Linked DNA regions of Homo sapiens: region 2 is linked to region 1. Evidence: read pairs that join two places in POLR2A ChIA-PET (ENCODE). Cell type or tissue: CD4-positive, alpha-beta T cell. All regions are shown on one strand. Each heading gives the region's core, and the rest is flanking DNA. Links, peaks and the distances in the headings are about the cores only.

The links. ChIA-PET counts read pairs that join two places held together with the same protein. Peaks named below come from ENCODE experiments on the same cell type or tissue, not always from the same donor. Only the 100,000 strongest peaks of a DNase experiment are listed, where the experiment ranks them.
Region 2: POLR2A ChIA-PET joins it to region 1 with 5 read pairs; 25 of 35 experiments call an interaction of 5 or more read pairs at or near these places.

What each region holds. Positions count from the first base shown.
Region 1 is chr11:6,376,829-6,382,205 of GRCh38, forward strand. No RefSeq gene overlaps it. Among named protein-coding and RNA genes, the nearest start is that of SMPD1, 11 kb to the right of the region's middle. In CD4-positive, alpha-beta T cell, for the core only: a CTCF peak has its summit at 2,615 (motif pointing right); DNase peaks (open chromatin) are centred at 1,563 and 2,633; H3K4me3 peaks cover 478 bases; H3K27ac peaks cover 946 bases.
Region 2 is chr11:6,450,472-6,455,848 of GRCh38, forward strand. It overlaps TRIM3 (tripartite motif containing 3), which reads right to left. Exons shown (of 12, transcript NM_033278.4): 8 at 800-967; 9 at 421-589; 10 at 80-150. Among named protein-coding and RNA genes, the nearest start is that of HPX, 12 kb to the left of the region's middle. In CD4-positive, alpha-beta T cell, for the core only: no CTCF peak of the experiment used is centred there; no DNase peak of the experiment used is centred there.

The sequences.
Region 1 (5,377 bases), core at 131-5,130:
AATCAGCCAGGCGTAGTGGTGCGTGCCTGTAGTCCCAGCTACTCAGAAGGCTGAGGCAGGAGAATCGCTTGAGCCTGGGTGGCAGAGGTTGCAGTGAGCCGAGATTATGGCACTGTACTCCAGCCTGGGTGACAGAGCGAAACTCCATCTCAAAAAAAAAAAAAAAAAAAAAAATTAACTAAGAGAAGGGGAATAGCTAATATAATCAGATCCCTGAGAGATAGAACAATATAAAAGTATCAGCCCTTTGTAAGAGGGATGCTTCATCTGCTGGGAACTGGGCTCAACTACTTGCTAGCTGTGTGATCTTAGGCAAGCTATGTAACTTCTCTGCACCTGTATTTCATCATCTGTAAAATATTAGGATATAACAGAGGGGGAAAGGGAGAGGATGGGTACAGATGCAAGCAGGGTTTTAATTTGTTGTAACAAAGACAAGGGAATGTCTCTCTGGATGGCTTCTAAATTATCTGTAAAATAGAAGGCAAAATCAGTAAGAGTGGGTGGTGTGAGGACAGAGGATGCAGAGATATGAAAAGATCTACAAAGCAATGAAAAAGTTAGAAAAAGTAGAAAAAGAGCAAGCTCACTAGAGAAACACGGAAAAATTGCCAGGCAGCACTGAGGGACCATGTGAGTCTGGGGATCATGAATTTATCATTATATCACTTTTTCTTTTTTTCTTTTCTTTTTTTTTTTGAGACGGAGTCGCGCTCTGTCGCCCAGGCTGGAGTGCAGTGGCTCGATCTCGGCTCACTGCAAGCTCCGCCTCCTGAGTTCACGCCATTCTCCTGCCTCAGCCTCCTGAGTAGCTGGGACCACAGGCGCCCACCACCACGCCTGGCTAATATTTTGTATTTTTAGTAGAGATGGGGTTTCGCCGTGTTAGCCAGGATGGTCTCGATCCCCTGACATCGTGATCCACCCGCCTTGGCCTCCCAAAGCGCTGGGATTACAGGCGTGAGCCACCGCGCCCGGCCTTATATCACTTTTTCTAGCTATAGAATTTGCTGTAACAATTTCAGCTACTCTGGTTCAGAAGAAGAAAATGAAAGTAATTGGGATCATTTGAGACTGGAGTTCAGCCAGATGAAAATGACAGAGGAGAGGGGAACACAGGAGCTGAGCATATCTGCAAAGGAATTACTATAATGTTAGATTATAAAGTATTATTTTAAACAGACAGGAAGCCAGGAGCAGGTGGGTAAACAGAGAGAAAAGGAAGATAGACTGGATGCATTGATGAAGTCAGAGAGCTATTGCATTGGGGGTGGTGCCCATCCACCACACCACCCATGCACTCATGTGCACACAAATGTGCATGCACAACCATATATATTGGTTTCCTAGTTCAATTTCTGTTTGGAAGCTGAAAAATATCCTCCCAAGGATTAGCTTCTTCAGAGAATAGAGATGGTAAAGAAAAAAAAATGTAAAACTGTCTAGGTTTCAGGACTAGATTTCACCCTTGTTCAGCCTACCCAAGTACAGGGCTGAGACACTTCCTTCCACATTACACTCCCCTTCCTGTGTGTCAAAGATCTGACTGCTTCAGTGGAGCTTACAAGTATCCTGAGTCGTTTTAAGTGAATGTCCACATGAGACAGTGTGGTTGGAGTGTGGCAATATCTCAGGACACAGAGAGGTGACCTTCATCCTATATAAGATGTAGGTAGCTGCGGATGGAAAGCCTTCTCCCAGGAACGACTGGAAGATCATCTGTCAACACTGGTGACATTGGGTGCTCACGTGACTGTTGACAGGAGGTCTGCAGGGGACAGCTTCTATGTTGCTTCCTCATGCTGGCTGATGGGGTGAGGCAAGTATGTTATTCTTGCCCCTATCCTCTCCTGAGCTGGAGTCTTCTGTAGGGCAGGGCTTTTCCTACTAACAGGTATATCCCCAGCTTCTTGGTCTGGGCCTGACACAGAACAGTGTGTGTGTTGGCGGCGGTGGGTGGGAATAAATGGATGATTTCCTGACAATAGATGGAGCTAAGTTATTGTCATTAAGTAAATACTCCCTACGTCTTCCACAGGGCGGGGTGGCGAAGGGCAGTTTTTAACATTTAACTTTTCCTTCAGCCTCCACCTCACTGTAACCATAGATTTCCTCTCTCCTGTCAATGGACAGTGTGGATAAGGCATGGAAAACTGGGGAGAGTTATCAGCTAGACCTCATTAAATCAATGATAGTCAATACAGATACAGCATCTACTATGTATAAGGTGGTAGATTCTGTATAGTTGGTAATGAAATATAAGATGCAACTTTAAAAGTTTGCATCAGATACTAAAAGTCTTCCTCTGTCACATCTATTAATCTAAGTACTGTCTCATTGTAACTTCACAACCTTATATTATCTATTATCTTCATGTCACACAGAAAGAAATTGAAGCTCAAAAAGTGATGTGCTTTGTCCAGGTCACACAACTAATAAGTGGCAGAACAAAGATTCTAATCCAGATAGCTTGAATTTAAATTGCAGCCCCTACTATTGGGGGTTCTACATACACTGCGTTGGAATTGCCTGTCAAGAAAAATTTCTTCTGGATTTGAGCTCTTAAAGGTATAGATTACTAGCTTTCCAGTAATCCCTAAAATTTCCACAAGAGGGAGACCTTTCCCCATCAGTGCTGGGCTGCTGTCTGGAATTTCGAATTCAATTTGCAGTTTCACAGACAGCTCAAGAATTGGCTGGCCACTTGAACAGAATTTGTATAGGTTTCCTTTTTTTTTATTTTTAATTTTTTTTGAGACAGAGTTTCACTCTTGTTGCCCAGGCTGGAGTGCAATGGTCTGATCTCAGCTTACTGCAACCTCCGCCTCCCAAGTTCAAGCAATTCTCCTGCCTCAGCCTCCGGAGTAGCTGGGATTACAGGCATGCACCACCACGCCCGGCTAATTTTGTATTTTTAGTAGAGACGGGGTTTCTCCATATTGAGGCTGGTCTCGAACTCCTGATCTCAGGTGATCCGCCCACCTAGGCCTCCCAAAGTGCTGGGATTACAGGCGTGAGCCACCGTGCTCAGCTGTTTGTACAGGTTTCCTGACACAACAAAATGTAAGTACCCTAAGCGAATGTCTGCTTAAATTAACCCAGATTAACTAAGAAGTTATCTGTCCCAACCAAGCAGCCCATTTTGTCCCTCTGCCAATCACTCTCCAAGCCAGGGACTCAGTTCGCCACTGAGGCAGAGGCTGTATAACTTTAGATCTTTAAACACCAGCCTTGCTCTCCCTTCCCCAAGTTCTAGTCATTATCCAATAGCCTAGAAGCCTGCACAATAGGTTTCAGAAGTTCTAAAACCCAGAGAAAGTCAAGAATAAGGTTGTCTCACCTTTCCCACTACCAGCCCTGCAGAAAACTTTGTTCATAATGAATTTTCCCACCTCCTAGGCCTCAACCACTATCCAAGGGCTTACAGAGACAGTGTCTGAGCAACAGGTACGGAATCCTATCATGTCGTACCAGGAACCACTTTTCAGCAAAAGAGGTGTAAAGCGGGCACATGACTTTTGTGTCCACTGGTCACATTACAGCCGACCACCCAGAAACTGCCAGCCTAACACAGTGATAGAATCAGCTGTAGATGCACAGCTGAAGCACAAACATGGAAGTAATTCCTAGAGAGGAGGAGGTGCCACCTTCTAGCATGCAGTATACACTTTAAACCAACAACCTGGTGTTCTGTTCCCAAAAGGTAAAACACATGGGTTCAGAACCAAAGAGAGAAAGCAGGCGTGGCTCTGTTCGCCATCACTCCCAGGAATCTACTTGGGAAATTTGTGCTTTCTGCCCCTACAACTCTAGGCTCTGCTGCTTTAGAGGCTCTGATTCCCAATGGGGAAATGTGTCCAGCAGGTGAATGGGTTATGGTTGTTGCCTAGGAACTCTGGGCTCCTGCGTGCAGGGGCCAGCAGGCAAGAAGAGGCATGATCATGGTGGCTGTAGCGTTGATCCTGATTGTCATTGTTGATCCTGATAATACAACTGTTACAAAATGGAGACATGGGGGAATATGCTTGGCATCCAGCTGGCCCACTTGGGTGCCTCTTGGTAGTCCCTGCCCTATTTTGATGGTAAAAAGACAAGTGCAGGAGCATGGCTTGAGGAGAGCATGGATAGTGAGGCTCAGACCCCCCAGGGAGAAAGTTTGCATTACACCATCAGGTAAGCCACTGAAATCAGCAGAGGTGCTCTCTAAGGGTGAAGGAAAGCTAAAATGGATAAAAGAGGAAAATGATGAGTATCAGTTGCTGTCCTGAGAGAGGCTTCAGAGAGCTATAATTCTTTCCACTATCTTTCTTCTAATTTCCACCATGAAGAGAGACTCATTAGTCATTAGTATGCTAGAGGAGCTGTTCCAGACTTCTGTGAAATGAATCCAAGTGGCACAAGAGGTAGTCTGTGGTGGACACTGTGATGTGCCACCTGACCTGCCTTCAGGAACAAAGGGCTTATTCCCCCATGTAGACCAAAAATAAAATTCTAAGCTCCCCCAACCAACTGACAGAGTCCCCTCTCTCCCAAAGACATTCCAAACTAAACCAGAAAATCTAGTTCAGGCCATGATTGAAAGTGGGGATTGGACATGCCTCATCATACTCTTCTCTCTCAGAATTGGGAACAAGTGACGAGCATTAACATTTAAAAAGATCTGGCCGGGTGCAGTGGCTCACGCCTGTAATCCCAGCACTTTGGGAGGCCGAGGCAGGTGGATCATGAGGTCAGGAGTTCAAGACTAGCCTGGCCAACATGGTTAAACCCCGTCTCTACTAAAAATACAAAAATTAGCTGGGCGTGGGGGCAGGTGCCTGCAATCCCAGCTATTTGGGAGGCTGAGGCAGAGAATTGCTTGAACCTGGGAGGCGAAGGTTGCAGTGAGCCGAGATCGCACCACTGCACTCCAGCCTGGGCGAGAGAGCAAGACTCCGTCTCAAAAAATAAAAAATAAAATCATAAATAATAAATAAATAAAAGATCTTAATGGGGAAAACCTACATTCTGTAGACAATCCCTTTTTTTCTCCAGGTCTCTCCTCTGATCCAGGAGAAAATTAAGAGTCTGGCACCTGTTTAGGTCTGATAAGCGCTCTGATGCCTGATACATGGAGGTTTCATCTGCATGATAAAATCTTGGTCTCCGGGTCAGGCTTGGTGGCTCACGCCTGTAATCCCAGCACTTTGGGAGGCCAAGGCGGGTGGATCACCTGAGGTCGGGGGTTTGAGACCGGCCTGGCCAACATGGCAAAATCCCATCTCTACTAAAAATACAAAAATTAGCCACGCATGGTGGCAGGCACCTGTAATCCCAGCTACAAGAGAATCACTTGAACCCAGGAGGCGGAAGTTGCAGAATCACTTGAACCCGGGAG
Region 2 (5,377 bases), core at 154-5,153, 74 kb after region 1:
GGAGGTAAAATAGAGAGGAGTCTTGTGGAAGAGGAAAGGATGTTGGGACAGTGGTCACGGAGGGAGGGAAGACACTGACCTTCACTGAATGGTTATGGAAGTCCGTTACTACAATTTCATTCTTGTTGTTCACAGCCACAAAATGGGGCCCTGAAAATACAAAGTGGTCTTCAGGGCAGTAAGCTGGGATGCTGAGTGGGATGGGGAAGAGTATCTGGGAAGATAAAAGCTAGGGTGTTAGGAGAGGGGTGGGGTCTCCAGGACTGAGACAAATTATTTCTGAGATGATAGGGCTAACGTAAGGGAAGTGGGATCTCCAGAGCCAAGATATAGGAGGAGAGGGCCTTTACAGCTGGGGTATCTAGGGGAGTTCTCTGGAACAGGGGTATCAGCATAGATCTTGGAGCTGTCCCCCTATACCTGCAAAGTGGCGGTCAGTGGCCCCACGGCCCCCAAAACGGCCAACCAGTTTGCCATTGGGCTGGAAGGTAAAGACGCAGCAAGACTTGTTGTCGACCACAATGATATGTCCATTCCGGTCTACGGCCACTCCCTTGGGGCCCATGAGGCGGCCAGCTCCAATCTTGGTCTGGAGGAAGAGAATATCCATAAGAGGCTTTATTCTGACAGTGGGGAAAGTAGTCCTAACCCAGTACCAAAGCAGAATCTTGGGCTGGGGAAAGAACAGGGAGTAGGAGGAGGTAGGATTGGATCAGTCCAGACCCTGACCACCAAGAGGCACTAGACTGGTCAGTTCAGCTGGACACCAGGGTAAGTAAAGTGACAGCAGGCCTCTCACCTTGAACTTGCCCTCAGGGGAGAAGATGCTGACCCAACGGTTGTCATAGTCTGCCACAATTATGTCTCCATTGGTGTCCACTGCCACACCTGTGGGGCGCTGCAGCTGCCCAGGTGAGCGTCCTCGGACCCCAAAACGGAACTTGAACTGGCCCTCATTGGAGAAAACCTGGAGCAGAGGAGCAAGGGGAGGGAGCAGGTAGGAGGGGAGACACTGTGGGCACAGACAGAAGGGAGTAGGATCCTGAGGGAGGAGACCCCCCCACCACCATTTATTCAGTCATTCAACAAGCACTTACTGACAAAATCAAACATGGCAGCAGGTCTGGGGCAATGCAACAGAGATATGAATGGGATTGTGAGAACATGAAGGGATGAAGGGGAATGGTGAGAAAAGGCTCCAAGAGAAGAAGATGTCTGAACAAATAGCCTAATGAGGATGCCACATAAACCAAATTCGGCCAGGAAAGGAAGAGGAAAGGCATTCAAGCAGAGTGAACAGATTGTAAAAGGCACAAAGTCCAGTATGGGCACCACTTGAGGACTTGTCCAGTGTGGCTGGACTGCAGGGAGCACCCAGGTGAACAAAAGAAGGAATTATGTTTTATCCTGGGTGTAATGAGGAGTTTCTTAACATTTCTAGGCATAGCAGTGACAAGATCAATTTTGCTTTTAAGAAAGAACATTCTGGCTGTAGGGAGAAGTCAAGACTACAAGCTAGCTGCCCAGTCAGAGGCTGTTGCAGTATTCCAGTTGAGAAATGATGATGGCTTGGACCAAGGAAATTGGCTGGAGGGACGCAGATGGACTCAAGACATATGTAGGAGGTAGGCTCATGAGACTTAGTAGCAGACTGGAATGGGGTAGGTGAGAGAGGAGAAAGTATACAAGAATTAGTCCATTCAGGCTATGGGGCTGACAAGGAAACCTTCCTCCTACACAGAGTGAACCTTTCAACCTCTCCCTTCTCCAACCTCCTCTAATTTAGCTGCCCAATATGCTCAGGTCTCCCCATCCCAAAAGCACCTCCTTTAATCCTCCTTCCCACTTTAGCTAAGCTTTCTGGCTTTTCCTTCATAGTCAAAACATTACTCACTACATAAGTCTCATACACTCTGCTTTGTTATAGGCTCTGGGGACACAAGATGAACGAGAGCCAGGAGCAGCCTTGGAGAACTCAAGTTCTGGGCATTGGCCTTGCTCTTGGATTCAAATCTGTGCCTTCCTTAATGGACTGGTCTCCCCGCCCCGGCCCCACCCCAACTCCATCTCTTAGTCCTGCAGGGCTGTTTAAACTGGTCCCACCAACAGGCATCACTTTCTTCTAATGTGGACCTTCTACTAAGCTCTTCTCTGGCTGACCAGCACAGCTCTTGGGTTCTGCAGTGGTCCCCTGTGGCAGGACAGCACTCATCAGTATGAGAAGGGAGATACCATGAGCTCCACGAGCTAAATAGTAGAAGTGAGGGGGCACTAAAAGGTACAGTTTAGCGGTGAGGTAATGCCCCTCCAGTTTGAGCAGCTCAGGTTCTGGCTCAATACTGATGAGGCTTTGGGATGTCTTGTTCTTCCAGTCCCAGCCTATCCCACCCCTGACACCTGGCCAACTCTTACTCATCTTTCCATTCTTAGAATTTCCAGGTCACTTTTTCAGAGAAGACTAATGACCAAGTACCACCCTCCGCCCTACCAAATCAATATGCACATATAAACTTAGGTCACCAGGATATATGCTTTACAGCTCTCTTCATAACAATTATCACTTTGCAGCTAAATAACTGTTAAATATCGGTGTCCCCTTCTAAGGATGTAAGCCTCGCATGGCATAAGGACTGCATCTGTTTTGTTTGCTGCTGCACTTGCAGCACTGATATGGCATTTGGCACATAGTAGGCATTCAACAAATGAATGAACTCCCCAGCTCAATCTCAGACCTGAACTGGACATCTCCACTTGAATGCCGCATAGCTATCTCAAACATCTGCAAAAGTGAATTCATCAACTTAAACCTGGGCCTGCTCCTGAATGGCAACACCATCTACCCAGTCCACAAAGTCCTGCCATTCTTGACATTTGACGATTTAGCAAAATCTGCCATTCTTGCTTCCTTAATATCTCTAGAATCTGCTGGTGTCCTAGTTTGGTCCTTAACATCTCTCTCCTATACCATGGTATCTGAAAGTAGATCCCTGACTTCAGGGATCTCACAGTCTAGTGGGGGAGAAAGACTTAAACCAAAATAAAACAAAACAAAACCAGACAAAAACAAAAACAAACCAGTGATTCCAGTAAAGTATGAAAAGTACTATAGCAAAAGGCTGAGGGAACTGAGAAGAATGTGATTTAACATTCTGCCTAAGGGAATGAGGGAGTTTTCACAGAAGAGCTGATAAAACTGGAAGCTTAGACAATTACACAAGGACATAATATATACAAATCAAATTATTAATTCAGAATCACAAAATGTTTTTTGTCTTCTGTCAACTGATGCTGGTTCCACTCAGTGAGGTCTGCCTCATCCTCCACCATAGAAGTGTCCAAAAGAGAAAACGGTCATGTCGTGAGGACCCCAATCCCCATGTACTGAGAGGAGGAGGGGGATCAGACCTCATCAGGGAGCCCAGCCCATGCCAGCCCTAAGGACTCCAGAGTAAGAGAAGCAGAAATTCAACTTAGAAATCTGAGCCAGGCTCCTAGCAGTGGCGACATAGAGGGCAGGTGGAAGTAGAAGCAAGAGGAGGACTGCTATAGAAGTAGCAGGTGTTTGGAAGAGAGTGGAGCTATACCAGGTGTTCCCTCTCAATTCCCCACTCTGAAACAATGGGGAGGCCAGGTGCAGTGGCTCATGCCTGTAATCCCAGCACTTTCAGAGGCCAAGGCAGGAGGATAGCTTGAGCCTAGGAGTTCCAGACCAGCCCAAACAATATAGTGAAACCCCGTCTTTACTAAAAATAAAAATAAAATAAAATAAATTAGCCAGGTATAGTGGCATGCGCCTGTAGTCCCAGCTACTCGGGAGGCTGAAGTAGGAGGATTGCTTGAGCACAGGAGGTCAAGGCTGCAGTGAGCTGTGATCATAGCACTGTACTCCAGCCTGGACAACAGAGACCCTGTCTCAAAAAAAAAAAAAAAAACTATGAGGAAGTTCAGCCCCCTCACCAGGACAGACAAAGTGGCACTTGTTTTTCTGTGCATGTGAGCAGTGAGCACACCTGTGTGTGTGCACAACAGAGAAGGGGTCCCAAATCTCAACTTTTATGCCAGGAAGCATTCCCAGCCTAGGGAGTTGGAAAGGAGCTGGAAGGTGTAACTGAGTAGGGAACTGAGCACCACCTCATTACTCCCCCGCAATCCCCTCCTCACTATCCAGGCTGGGCCCAAATGCCTTCCTGTGCTGCACAGGGCCTCTCCATTCCTCTGCTCTTAGAAATAGGGTAGGAGTAAAGGACGACTGGACAGAACTGGGAATATGGCCACAGAAGAGTCCCTTGCACTTTTAGACTGTTAGGTGAAAAGCAGGGGTCAGAGAGTAGCCGTCACTGAGGGAAAGGACCTTAGCAGAGCTGGATCGATGACATGAGTACTCAAGCAGGGTCAGGAAGTTTAAACGTATAGGTGTTTAGAAGTAAGGATCTTCAGCGAAAAGTTTTGCTACCCAGTAAAATGTTTCGAAGAAGTAAAGTGCATGGTAGTTAGAAACAATCCCCTATAGGATAAAATCAAAATTCCACACTCCATCTCCAAAACCAATTACAATCTGACCTCAGCTACCCCTGGCTTCTAATAGTAATCTACCTCCAGGCCTGCTGGGCTCCTTCCAGTTCCCTGAACCACCTCCTCCAGCACTTTCCCACCTGCTTGCCTTTGTTTACAGCCTCCACCTGGACGATGATATTTTTAACAATAGCTAACATCAGAAGTTTCACTAGATGTCAAGTATAGTACATCATTTAACACTCCCCGCAACCCTATCAGATATACTTTTCCTAATTTTACACATGAGTTAACTGAAGCTCAAAGAGGTCATGTGACTTGTTAGTATGTGACAGAGCTAGGATTCAAGCTCAGGTGTCTGGTTTCAGAGCCTGAGCTTTTAACTGCTCTGCTGTGTCAACTACCCTGGTGCCCACTGTACTAGGCTCTGAGCTTTTACTACAAGAAACAGAGGGAAAAAAAGGCACATTTCCTGGCTTTGAAAAGGAGCTCACAGTGCAGCAGAAACCATGTTCATTCAGTGCGGTTGATGCCATAATCAGGTGTATGAGGTTATGGGAGAGGCAGTGGGAGGACCACCTGCTACAACTTCTAGCCACTGAAAGATACCCCCTTTGGCCAAGATACCCCTATGCAACTGTCTAGCCAACCTGATAACTGCAGAGACTCCAGACAGACTACATACATTCAGGAGCCAGGCATGCATGTTGGAAGACACGGAGGGCAGGCCACCAGGAGAAAAAGGGAGAAAGTAAGAGGCTCAAGGAGAGGCAGAAGGAAAGGAGGAATGAGCCAGATCTTTGCAGTCCAGGAGCTGACCTGCCCTAAGCCATGGCCTACAAAGTAGAGGCTACAAGCATAGTAA